Regions from separate parts of the Homo sapiens genome. Here region 1 is linked to region 2. Evidence: chromatin contacts called from ENCODE Hi-C or POLR2A ChIA-PET data. All regions are on one chromosome and are shown on one strand. The core of a region is the stretch at or near the end of the contact, and the rest is flanking DNA. Distances in the headings are between cores, read along the strand shown.

The links. Hi-C counts contacts between places; a loop is a spot of excess contacts on that map. ChIA-PET counts read pairs that join two places held with the same protein, here RNA polymerase II (POLR2A). Pooled maps may share reads with other maps.
Region 1: a pooled map shows a loop between it and region 2 (2.5-fold over the local background). The contact joins two enhancer-like sites. A Hi-C loop is called at or near these places in 1 of 50 pooled maps. POLR2A ChIA-PET finds 5 or more read pairs at or near these places in 2 of 52 experiments (H1 and activated CD4-positive, alpha-beta T cell).

What each region holds. Positions count from the first base shown.
Region 1 is chr4:2,910,803-2,916,467 of GRCh38, reverse strand. ADD1 (adducin 1) reads right to left here. Exons shown (of 16, transcript NM_001354761.2): 14 at 1,428-1,584. Among named protein-coding and RNA genes, the nearest start is that of SLC75A1, 21 kb to the left of the region's middle. RefSeq lists an enhancer at 1,712-1,781. Within about 2 kb of position 1,985, at least 5 of the 41 ENCODE cell types and tissues checked have a DNase peak (open chromatin) inside an H3K27ac peak, as active enhancers do.
Region 2 is chr4:2,596,277-2,601,631 of GRCh38, reverse strand. It overlaps FAM193A (family with sequence similarity 193 member A), which reads right to left. Exons shown (of 21, transcript NM_001366318.2): 2 at 5,303-5,355. Among named protein-coding and RNA genes, the nearest start is that of FAM193A, 62 kb to the right of the region's middle. RefSeq lists enhancers at 3,025-3,977, 3,978-4,929, 4,930-5,355. Within about 2 kb of position 2,816, at least 15 of the 41 ENCODE cell types and tissues checked have a DNase peak (open chromatin) inside an H3K27ac peak, as active enhancers do.

The DNA of each region.
Region 1 (5,665 bases), core at 736-3,235, 320 kb before region 2:
AATGACAGCACTTTGGGAGGCCAAGGCGGGCGGATCACGAGTTCAAGACATTGAGACCGTCCTGGCCAACATGGTGAAACCCCATCTCTACTAAAAATACAAAAATTAGCTGGGCATGGTGGTGCATGCCTGTAGTCCCAGCTACTCGGGAGGCTGAGGCAGGAGAATTGCTTGAACCCAGGAGGCGGAGATTGCAGTGAGCTGAGATCGTGCCACTGCACTCCAGCCTGGCGACAGAGCAAGACTTCATCTCAAAAATAATAATAATAATAATAATAATAATAATAATAATAATAATAATAATATGCATGCTGGCTTTCCCACTAACTGATCCAAATTAGTGAATTCTTTTGTGAATGTCTGGTCACTCCATGTGGACAGAAACCTCCCTGGGAGAAGGACCAATGCCCTCCAGCCCAGAGTTCTGTGGGTTGCCCCTCGGTCCTGCTGTCTCCTCTCATCACAGCTGCTGGATGGGACCACGGCAGGACATCTTCGGGGTCAGCCTCGTTTTGGCAGAGGGGCCCCGGTGTGTCTTAGTATGGCGCGCAGACTCTTGTGAGTGGCCACCACTAGTCCTCCACATCGTCATTTACACACGTCTCCCTCCTAGCCAGGGCCACTCACAAGTGTGCCTAACTTTGCAATTTCTTTTTTTTTGAGATGCCCAGGCTAGAGTGCAATGGCACGATCTCGGCTCACCGCAACCTCCGCCCCCCGGGTTCAAGCGATTCTCCTGACTCAGCCTTCCCGAGTAGCTGGGATTACAGGCATGCGCCACTACACCTGGCTAATTTTGTATTTGTATGTATTTATGTATTTATTTTGAGACAGAGTCTCACTCTGTCGCCCAGGCTGGAGTGCCGTGGTGCAATCTCGGCTCACTGAAAGCCCTGCCTTCCACGTTCACGCCATTCTCCTGCCTCAGCCTCCCAAGTAGCTGGGACTACAGGTGCCTGCCACCACATCCGGCTAATTTTTTTTCTATTTTCCTAGAGACGGCGTTTCATCGTATTAGCCAGGATGGTCTCGATCTCCTGACCTCGTGATCCGCCCGCCTCGGCCTCCCAAAGTGCTGGGATTATAGGCGTGAGCCACCATGCCCAGCCTAATTTTGTATTTTTGGTAGAGATGGGGTTTCTCCATGTTGGTCAGGTTGGTCTCGAACTCCCGACCTCAGGTCATCCGCCCTCCTTGGCCTCCCAAAGTGCTGGATTAAAGGCATGAACCACTGTGCCCGGCCAGCAATTTCTTCCATTCTGGCCTGAGTGACTAGGTTGGAAATGAGTACTGGATAAAGTTCTGGTTTGTCTTTGATGCATGTGACTATTCTTATCACCACCCACAGCCAGCACCTGGACCACAAAGAAGCTCCCAGAGCACTTTCACCTTCTGGAGTGGCCGTGCCCAGGACCACAAGCACTCACCTTCAGAGCCCTTCTGCTTCCTCTCCACCTCCCTGCGGTACTCCTCCAGCTCACGGTCTGTGAGTGTGGTGAAGGGGTTGGGGCCCGTGGTGCTCACAATGACGTGGGGCTGGTACTCCTTTTCAATGATGGCCTTGGAGGCCGTCACCAGCTCTCCCTGTGGATGAAAGGCACATCTGGTCTGCAGGAGCCCGGCCCGATGGGGACTCTCCCTCCTCCCAGGCAGGCTGCAGGCAGGGCGGGGGCAGGAGGCTTTCCAGGAGCAGAGACCCCTGAGACTGCACTGCCATGGGCCCGAGGCCTAGGCTGAGCTGCAGCCTTCAGTGGTATATAATGGAAACACAGGTCAGTGCCACGATGAACAGATATTAACCACAAAAGAAATCCTACAGAGCCTTCCAGGTTTCAGAAGCAAAAGCCCAATGCAGACCCAAGAGCACAGAGCACCTCAGGGAGGGTGCCCACTCCTCACTGTGGAGCAGAAGGGGAAGAGGCCCTTTCCTGTTACTGTTTAAAAGTCAGTAAGTTTTCCTCATGACATCAGAAACTGTCACGAGGTACAGCACTCAGCGTAAGGCATGCTCAGAGCTTTGCTCATATTCTAAGAGCACAGGTAAGTTCTGTTCTTTTGACTGTGGTTAGTTTGTAACTAGTTCCTGGAGCTTATCCCAAAACATTCCGAGATGACAACATGCCCCAAGACACCAGTGTTTAGCTGAGGAATTTGGAAAACTCTGAAAATTTGTACCAAAGAAAAAAAGAAGAAAGCGAAGCACCAAGGCGGCTCACAGACCACACCAATCTTAAAGCAGGAGGTGGAGCCTGCAGGCCAGCACAGTGGGCTGGGTGGGCATCAGGGGGTGCGGTCCACTCACAGCCACCTGCCCCAGCACAGCGCTGTGCCCACAGTGCAGCCTGATTGGGTCAGGGGCAGGAAAATGTCCCCTAATTCCCTGGAGCTCACTTCTTTTTTTTTTTTTTTGAGACGGAGTCTCGCACTGTCACCCAGGCTGGAGTGTAGTGGCGCAATCTCGGCTCGCTGCAAGCTCCACCTCCCAGGTTCACTCCATTCTCCTGCCTCAGCCTCCCGAGTAGCTGGGACTACAGGCGCCCGCCACCACGCCCGGCTACCCTGGAGCTCACTTCTAAGACAGTTATCCAGCACTTACACACATGCACATGACTGACAGCTTCCAAAACCAAATAGAAACAGGAGAAACCACAATTCTTTGGATGCCAGGCCTGGTCCTTCAGTGCTGCTCTCAGTGCGGAGTGAACACCAGAGATGGAGAGCGTCCTAGCTGGGCTGACTCGGGAAATTCAACTCACACAGGCCGACCGCTCCTCAAGCAGAGACAGGGGAACTTGGACTGACTGGGATGGGCTGAGGGGTTACCACCTAGCATGCTGCGTACCCAGTGCTGACCAGTGACACAGAGCTCCGAGAGGGACAGATGGGCTGCTGGAACAGGCAACCTTTGCCCGGGAGCCTGGAGACTCTCGACAGTCAACAAGTCAAAGGGAACCCTCTTCTGAACCAGGTCTGACTCGAGGCCCATTGGCTTTTCGTTAAGAAGTTGCCCTGCCTCACCAAGACAGGAAGCTGAGTCCTGTCTGCCATGTCTTAGCGCTGTGGCCCGAGCCAAGTCTTTCCCTGACCAGAGGCCTGCCTCACTATCTGAAGGAGGAGCTGCTGGGCTGGCCACTGCTAAGAGCCCTCACATGATGGCACTCTAGAGATGGTATCCCAGCAACAGCAGTTTGGCTGGCTGCACCTGCATCCTGATATCACTGCCAATGAAATGAGAAGGTGATACAAGAGAAATGCTTAAGTTCATTTAAATCAAGTGGTTAAAATTAGTAAAGGAATCAAATATCAAGAATCAACTATCAGGCCAGGCATGGTGGCTCACACCTGTAATCCCAGCACTTTGGGAAGCTGAGGCGGGTGGATCACCTGAGGTCAGGAGTTCAAGACCACCCTGGCCAACACAGCGAAAACCTGTCTCTACTAAAAATACAAAAAAAATTAACCAGGCGTGGTAGTGGGCATCTGTAATCCCAGGTACTCGGGAAGCTGAGGCAAAGGAATCACCTGAACGTGGGAGGCGGAGGTTGAGGTGAGCCGAGATTGCGCCACTGCACTCCAACCTGGGCAACAGAGCAAGACTCCGTCTCAAACAAAACAAACAAACAAACAAAGAATAAACTATCAGCCAGGCACCACAGCTCATGCTTATAATCCCAGCACTTTGGGAGGCCAAGGCAGAAGGATTGCTTGAGCCCAGGAGTTCGAGACCAGCCTGGGCAACATAGTGAGACCTTGTCTCTACAAAAAATTTAAAAATTAGCCAAGCATGGTGGCATGCACCTGTAGTCCCAGCTGCTGAGGAGGCTGAGGTGGGAGGATTCTTTTGGCCTGAGAGGTCGAGGCTGCAGTGAGCTGTGATTGCACTACTGCACTCCAGCATGGGCCAGAGTAAGATGCTGTCTCAAAATAAAAATAAAAATACAAATAAAAATCCATTGGCACAGAGACATCAAAACCCTTGTTCCCAATTTTGATGCCCCAAAGGACAAGCGGGGCTCTCTCATACTGAGACAGCTGAAGCCCGAGGCACAGCGCAGCAGGTCCCCAGTGGTGGAGAGCTCCCTCCTCCACAGACCACAGCTAAGGGTTAAGCTGCTGTCAAGACCAGTTATGGGAACAGAGAATCACATTCCTCTGCAAGAAAGGACACAGAGCAATGACTGAGATGCAGAGAAACATACGCCACTCATGGACAACCCAGACAAGAAACCAAGATGTGCCTAGCTTCCCCTCCTGCCACTCCCCTCACCTCCCTGTCACTTGACAAGCCTCTAAAGCAAAACACAGGCCCAGTAACTTTCCATACTTGACTGAGGCAACCTGGGTGGAACAAGAGCTCCACCCGAGGCTGTGCAACCTGCACTAGCGGCTGACCTCTCTGACCATCAGATTTTCATCTACGAGCAGGGCCAACTTGGATCTGGACTGGCATTCCCAGTGCTGGACCATGCACAGGTTAGGTGCTCAACACAGGTCACTGAGAGAGTCCAAGGGGTGAGCTTACTGCCCCTCTGCATTTCTACCACACAGCATGAAGGGTGTTGGAGAACACAGCCCCTGGTGAGGTGCACATGGGAACACAAGAGTCCTTCCCTGGGCTGAATAGCTTGCAGTGTAGACTCACATCTTCATCTCTAATCCTTCATTTCACTTGCAATTGAATCCAGAGGGCAGCCAAAATTATTTCAGGTTATGCCAGGCGCGGTGGCTCACACCCTATAATCCCAGCATTTTGGGAGGCTGAGTCAGGTGGACTGCTTGAGCTCAGGAGTTTGAGACCAGCCTGGGCAACGTGGCGGAACCCAGTCTCTACAAAAAAATACAAAAATTTAGCCAGGTGTGGTGATGTGCACCTGTAGTCCCAGCTACTCAGGAGGCTGAGATGGGAGGAGGGAGGACTGCTTGAGCCCGGGAGGCGGAGGTTGCAGTGGGCCAAGACAGCCCGACCACACTCCAGCCTGGACAACAGAGTGAGACCCTGTCTCAAAAAAAAAAAAAAAATATATATATATATATATGTATTTCAGGTTACATGTTATGCTGCCCAAAACAAAGTCAACACAGCCTTCGGCTGGGCTGCGAACTCCTGTTTGAACTGTGATTACTGTTCCTTCTTCTATCAGAAGGCAACACTTGCACTGTGGGAATGGCCATCACCAGTGAGGGAGAAATGGAAGGCAAAGGAAAGTCCTTTCCAGAAAAGCCCCAGCTCCCTAAGTCCCAAATACCCATTCTTCAGGTTCTCAGATGGGAAGCAGGCATCCACGCACTCGCCTCACTGGGGAGGGGAGTGTGTGGGACACAGTCGTCCTTGCTTGGTCAAGGAAAAACTCAACTTCTCAACATGCAGCTCCATGTTCCAAAAGGAGCAAGACTGTCTGTGCTTTGAGGTTCACATGAAAGGAAGTGGAACAATTGCCCAGTAAAGGACTCCCATGGAGCCAAAGCACATTCTCACCAAAAAGAGGGATATTTTAGCCAGAGTGGGATAAAGATCAAGGGTGCAAAAGTAAACTTCAGATATAAGGAGGTAGAGAAAACACAAAGGTGGAACAAGGATTTCTGTCCAGGTGGTCAAGCTCTCTTCCTCTGGGGTCAGCGTACAGTGGTATTCTCTGCTAATGACACCTGGATGCAGCACTCGCAG
Region 2 (5,355 bases), core at 1,567-4,066:
AGGTGTGATCCACTGTGCTGGGCCAAAACTGACAGACTTCTAACAAAACTAGTTTAAAAGAAAAAAAAGAAGGCACAAATATGAGAAATAAAAAAGTAGCCGGGTATGGTGGCTCAGGCTTGTAATCCCAGCACTTTGGGAGACCGAGGTGGGCGGATCACCTGAGGTCAGGAGTTAGAGAACAGCCTGGCCAACATGGCGAAACCCCATCTCTACTAAAAATACAAAAAAATTAGCTGGGTGTGGTGGTACGCGCCTACAGTCCCAGCTACTCGGGAGGCTGAGTCACCAGAATCGCTTGAACCCGGGAGGCAGAGGTTGCAGTAAGCTGAGATCGCACCACTGCACTCCAGCCTGGGCGACAGAGAGAAACTCCATCTCAGGAAAAAAAAAAAAAAAAAAAAGAAGAAGAAGAAATAAAAAGTCAAATCTACAAATCAGGTAAGAAGTGAAAAGAGACCATTACACAGAACTTTATACCAGTAACTCTGCCAATTTTTCTTGTTTTAAAAGAGACGGGGTCTCACTGTGCTGCCCAGACTGCAGTACAGTGGCACTATCATACCGCACAACAGCCCAGAACTCCTGGGCTCAAGCGACCCTCCTGCCTCAGCCTCCTGTGTAGCCGCAACTACAGGCATGTGCCACGCTGGTGGGCAACTTTGACAATTTCTAAGAATATAACTTACCAAAACTAACCTGACAAGATTTTAACCATTAAAGAAATTGAACCACAACTTTAAAATCTACCTAGAGACATACATGGCTGTGAAGGGGAGGTGAGGCCAAAGGCGGGTCATTCATGAATGGGTAGCCCCAGAGTATTTGCATTCCATGGGTCATGGGCCAAGGCAGAAGAAAACAATAATCAAAGCGACAAAGTCTTGAAGAAGATGAAAACAGATGGGCACCTGAAAGCCCAGTGGGGGTGGGCCTTGGAGAGGAAAGAGAGGAGAAAATGCCCTCAGCTATGGGGGTTTGGGGGTGATACAGGGGAGGTGTTAACTTTGATTTTCTCCCTGAAGCACGAAGGTCAATAGCTGAGCTGAGCAAGGGGTGGGTAAAGAGGGTACACGTAGTCTAAGAAGCAAGGAAAAGGAAGGGTTCCTGCCAAGGAGTTTGGGGAGGTACTTAAGCCAGAAAAACGCACTAGATGCCCATGCATGGTTTGCAGTCATGAAGTTATGAAGAGGAAGCAGTAAACTGAGGCCAGCAATTTTCTCCATGAATATTCTGCCACATGGAGGGAAGAGACAGGGCTGGACCAGCATAACCAAAAAAAGTTCAGGGCCTTTGCCTGAGAGCCACGGAAGAGCCACAGTGCCAAGTCCGGGAACTCAGGCTCCTAGGAGTGAGGTCGGGGAGACGTGATAAACCTAACAGGAATGGAATCCATGGACTGATAGGGATGGATGAGGTCAAAGAACTATGGCAGGTCAGGCGCAGTGGCTCACGCCTGTAATCCCAGCACTTTGGGAGGCCAAGGTAGGTAGATCATTTGAGGCCAGGAGTTTGAGACCAGCTTGGCCATCATCACGAAACCCTGTCTCTACTAAATACAAAGATCAGCCAGGTGTGGTGTTGCGCGCCTATAGTCCCCGGTACTCGGGAGGCTGAGGCATGAGAATCACCTGAACCCAGGAGGCAGAGGTTGCAGTGAGCCAACATCGCACCACTGCATTCCAGCCTGGTGACAGAGCGAGACTGTGTCTCTAAAAAAAAAAAAAAATTAGCCAGGTGTGATGGCGCATGCCTATAGTCCCAGCTACTCGGGAGGCTGAGGCACGATAGTCTCTTGAACCCAGGAAGTGAGGTTGTAGTGAGCTGAGATTGCACCACTGCACTCCAGCCTGGGCAACAGAGCAAGACTCTGTCTCAAAAAAAAAAAAAAACTATGGCAAGAGAAGACAAGCAAGTGAGCTACAAAGACAGACAATGATCAAGATGAAAGTTTGAAATGGAGATTTCTTAGGTTTCCAGGCACGACTATGTCTAGGACGTGATGCTAGGATGGGTCAATCTTGGAAGAAGAGGTCTCCAGAGAAATTTGCAACGTGCAACTGTCAGGCAAGATGTTAAGATAAATTCCCACCAATATTCTCCTACAACTGCTGATAACAGAATGCTTATCTAGAAGACAGCAATTCAGCCCCACTTCCCCTCTGGATGCAGAAAGCTGCAGGAGAGCCGTGCACTCTGAGCCCTGACCAGAGCCCTGACCAGAGACAGAGCAGGACAATTGATAAAATCCTATCTCTGGGCCATCAGAGAGCCGAAGTGACCAGGCTGCCGGAGGGAACTACACAACAAAGTGCAGCAGCCCCTCCAGGGAGAAGGGGACACACTTACTGTTTCACCTTTGACAGAGGAAGGAAAGTGGAAGGAGGCCATAAAAGTGGTTAGAAAAAAAAAAAACAGTTTAACTTTAAACAAATTCTGAAAGGTTGAGAGTGTCAAGTGTGGGAGTCTAACCCCTGGAAAGCCCCAAAACGAATGTTCCCACTCATTCCCAGGAGACCTGCACCCAAGTCTCCAGCTAATCCACTAGCAGAGAGGAAGGAAACATGCCTTTCTCCTTGTCCTGGAGAAAGGCGTGTGCCACACACAGGCCAGGACCAGCACAAGACACGGGGCCGGTCAGACCCCTGCAGATACAAGGCAGAGTCTGGCTGCCACCGGGCAGAGGTGGGCTCGCTGGGAAAGCTGCCCCCAAGGCCGTGAGCACAGAGCTGCCCAAGAGTCAGGCTAGAGGGGGGAACTGAGAAGATGCCACCATCGGAGACCTTGCCAAGGAGGAAGTAGAGAGAGACTCCCCTCTACAGGCCCACACGAGCACGCACAGTGCTAGAGACAGCCCAGCTGAGGCCAAATGCACTGACCTGGCCTCCCAGGTGCACAACAGGACACAGGAAACAACCTCAGCCTGATGCTCTCTGCACACTGTCTGGCATTTGACCAAACAGAACAAGAGAAACAGAAAGCAAGAACCAATAACGTTTAAGGAAGAGATGATAATACCAATTCTAACACAGTCTTCCAGAAAGGAGAAGAAACAGGAACACATTCTAACTCATTTTATGAGACCCCGAAGGCCACTGTAAGACAAGAGGCCTACAGACAGCCTTCATGAGCACAGATGCAAAAATCATTAACATAACTTTAGCAAATCAATCCAGCAACACATAAAAAGGATGTCCACAGAAGAAAAATAATGTTCATAGCAGCTTTTTTCAAAATAGCCCAAACGTGGGAACAACACAAACATCCATCAATTAATTGGTGAATGCATAAATTGGTTTATCTGTAAAATTACTCAATAAAAAAGAGAAACTACGGATGCATGCAACATTTTGGGTAACTCTCAAAAGCATTATGCAAGTTACAGAAGTATATGTGACACTCTGGAAAAAGCAAAACTGTAGGAACAAAAATCAGGTCAGGCCAGGCGCGGTGGCTCATGCCTATAATCCCAGCACTATGGAAGGCAGAGGCGGGCGGATCACGATCGAGACCATAATGGCCAACATGGTGAAACCCCATCTCTACCAAAAATACAAAAATTAGCTGGGCATGGTGGCGCGTGCCTGTAGTCCCAGCTACTGGGGAGGCTGAGGCAGAAGAATTGCTTGAACCCGGGAGGCGGAGGTTGCAGTGAGCCAAGATTGTGCCACTGCACTCCAGCCTGGGTGACAGAGCGAGACTCTGTCTCAAAAAAAAAAATTCAGGTGAGTGGTTACCAGAGGCTAGGACGGGGGAAGGGAAGTGACTACCAAGGGGAACAAGGGGATTTTATGGGGTGATGCAAATGTTCTGTAGCTTAGCTGTGGTAGTGAACATTTTTTAAGTAAAAAAAGAGTGAATCTTAATGGAAGGTAAATCATGTTATTTTTTTAAAGGCCAGCTCCAACAAAGAGGCTGACCTACAAAGCAACAGCTGGTCCGAATCCACAAACACAGGCCAACACTACACCTCTGCTGTTCCCAAGGTCACTGTTTCTGGTGAGGAGAGAATGGCTCATCTGACAAACTATCCATTACCAAGACAAGCCGGGGGCTGGGAAATGAGATCCTCCTCCAACGCAGGCAAGACGCACTGCAGGGAACCATAGGCACTTCCGCTGGCCTCTGGACCAGGGCAAACAGCAGAAGCCTGTTCCCAAGGGCAGAGGCAGGCTAAAATACAAGAGCAGGGCTGGAGTCGGAAGAAGAGCTGATAAAGTTTAATGAGAAAACAAACCAACCACCACAAAAAGCAAAGAAAATGGTATTGGTAAAAAAACAAACAAAAAAACCACACAAAGAAAACCATAAAAATAGCTGTCTTTGTAGAGTTTATATTCTAATGAAGAAGAAAGCAAACCAAATGAGTAAGTAAAATACATAGTATGTTAGAAATAAGTGCTAGGAAGAGAATTACAGCAGGAAAGCGGGACATGCGGGAGGGGCCGAGTGAGAAAGTAATTCTGACAATGAGACCCCAAGGATAGAAACTGGCCCTGGAGATGGGGCTTGCCTCCAAGGCCAGTAAAGATGGAAACCCACACCAGGCAGTGGGGATGCGCTCTTCAGATTGTCACCAGGACTCCCCCAAGGCAGTTCTGCAGGAGAAAACAGAGGAGCAGGGAATGCACACGTTTCCTGGCTGCACATAGCAAGGTATCAGAAGGAAGAGAAGAGCTCAGAAAATAATTAGCCGCTTTCAAGCAGAAATCAAAGGGCACAGAAGAGGCCTAGAATGTGGGGTCTCAAATAGTTGCAAAAGCCAACTCCTTCCAGAACCCAAACAGTACATGTGAAAGCCTGCCCGGAACAAGGGCCCACCAAAACTCCATCAGGTCAAAGATAAGAGTAAGGGTGCGGTCTTCCCAGCCAAGCCTGCTGTGGCCTCGAAGAGGCTGAAGCAGCACAAATAAGTAAAAGGGAAGGTGAGGCTTAAGAGCATCGCGTAAAGAATTACCTGCATGTCGAATTGTTGAGAACTAAACACATGAAAATTGTACTCCCTTTTCAAGAAACTGTACCACCAAAGAAATACTAAGCTCAAAGCCAAAAATCACCCTTCAGGGTCACATAGCTTGATGACTGAATTGTGCCCAGACAAGGAGGGCAGGTGTCCTGCCACCTACTGCAGTGTGGCCAGGGAAGACCAGGAGGAACGTACCAGGAGACACAGACTAGAAGGTGGTGCAGGAGGGAGTGCCCCCTGAAGCAAAAGCAAATCCATTTCTTTCACTGCCAGTTACCCCATAACCTGGGCGGGGGGAGCCAACGCCCTGCGCTGCCTGTGCTGGCAGCCACTCACCACTGGCTGGTCAAGGCCGCCATGCCTCTCCTCCTTCTCCACGGTCCTGCGGC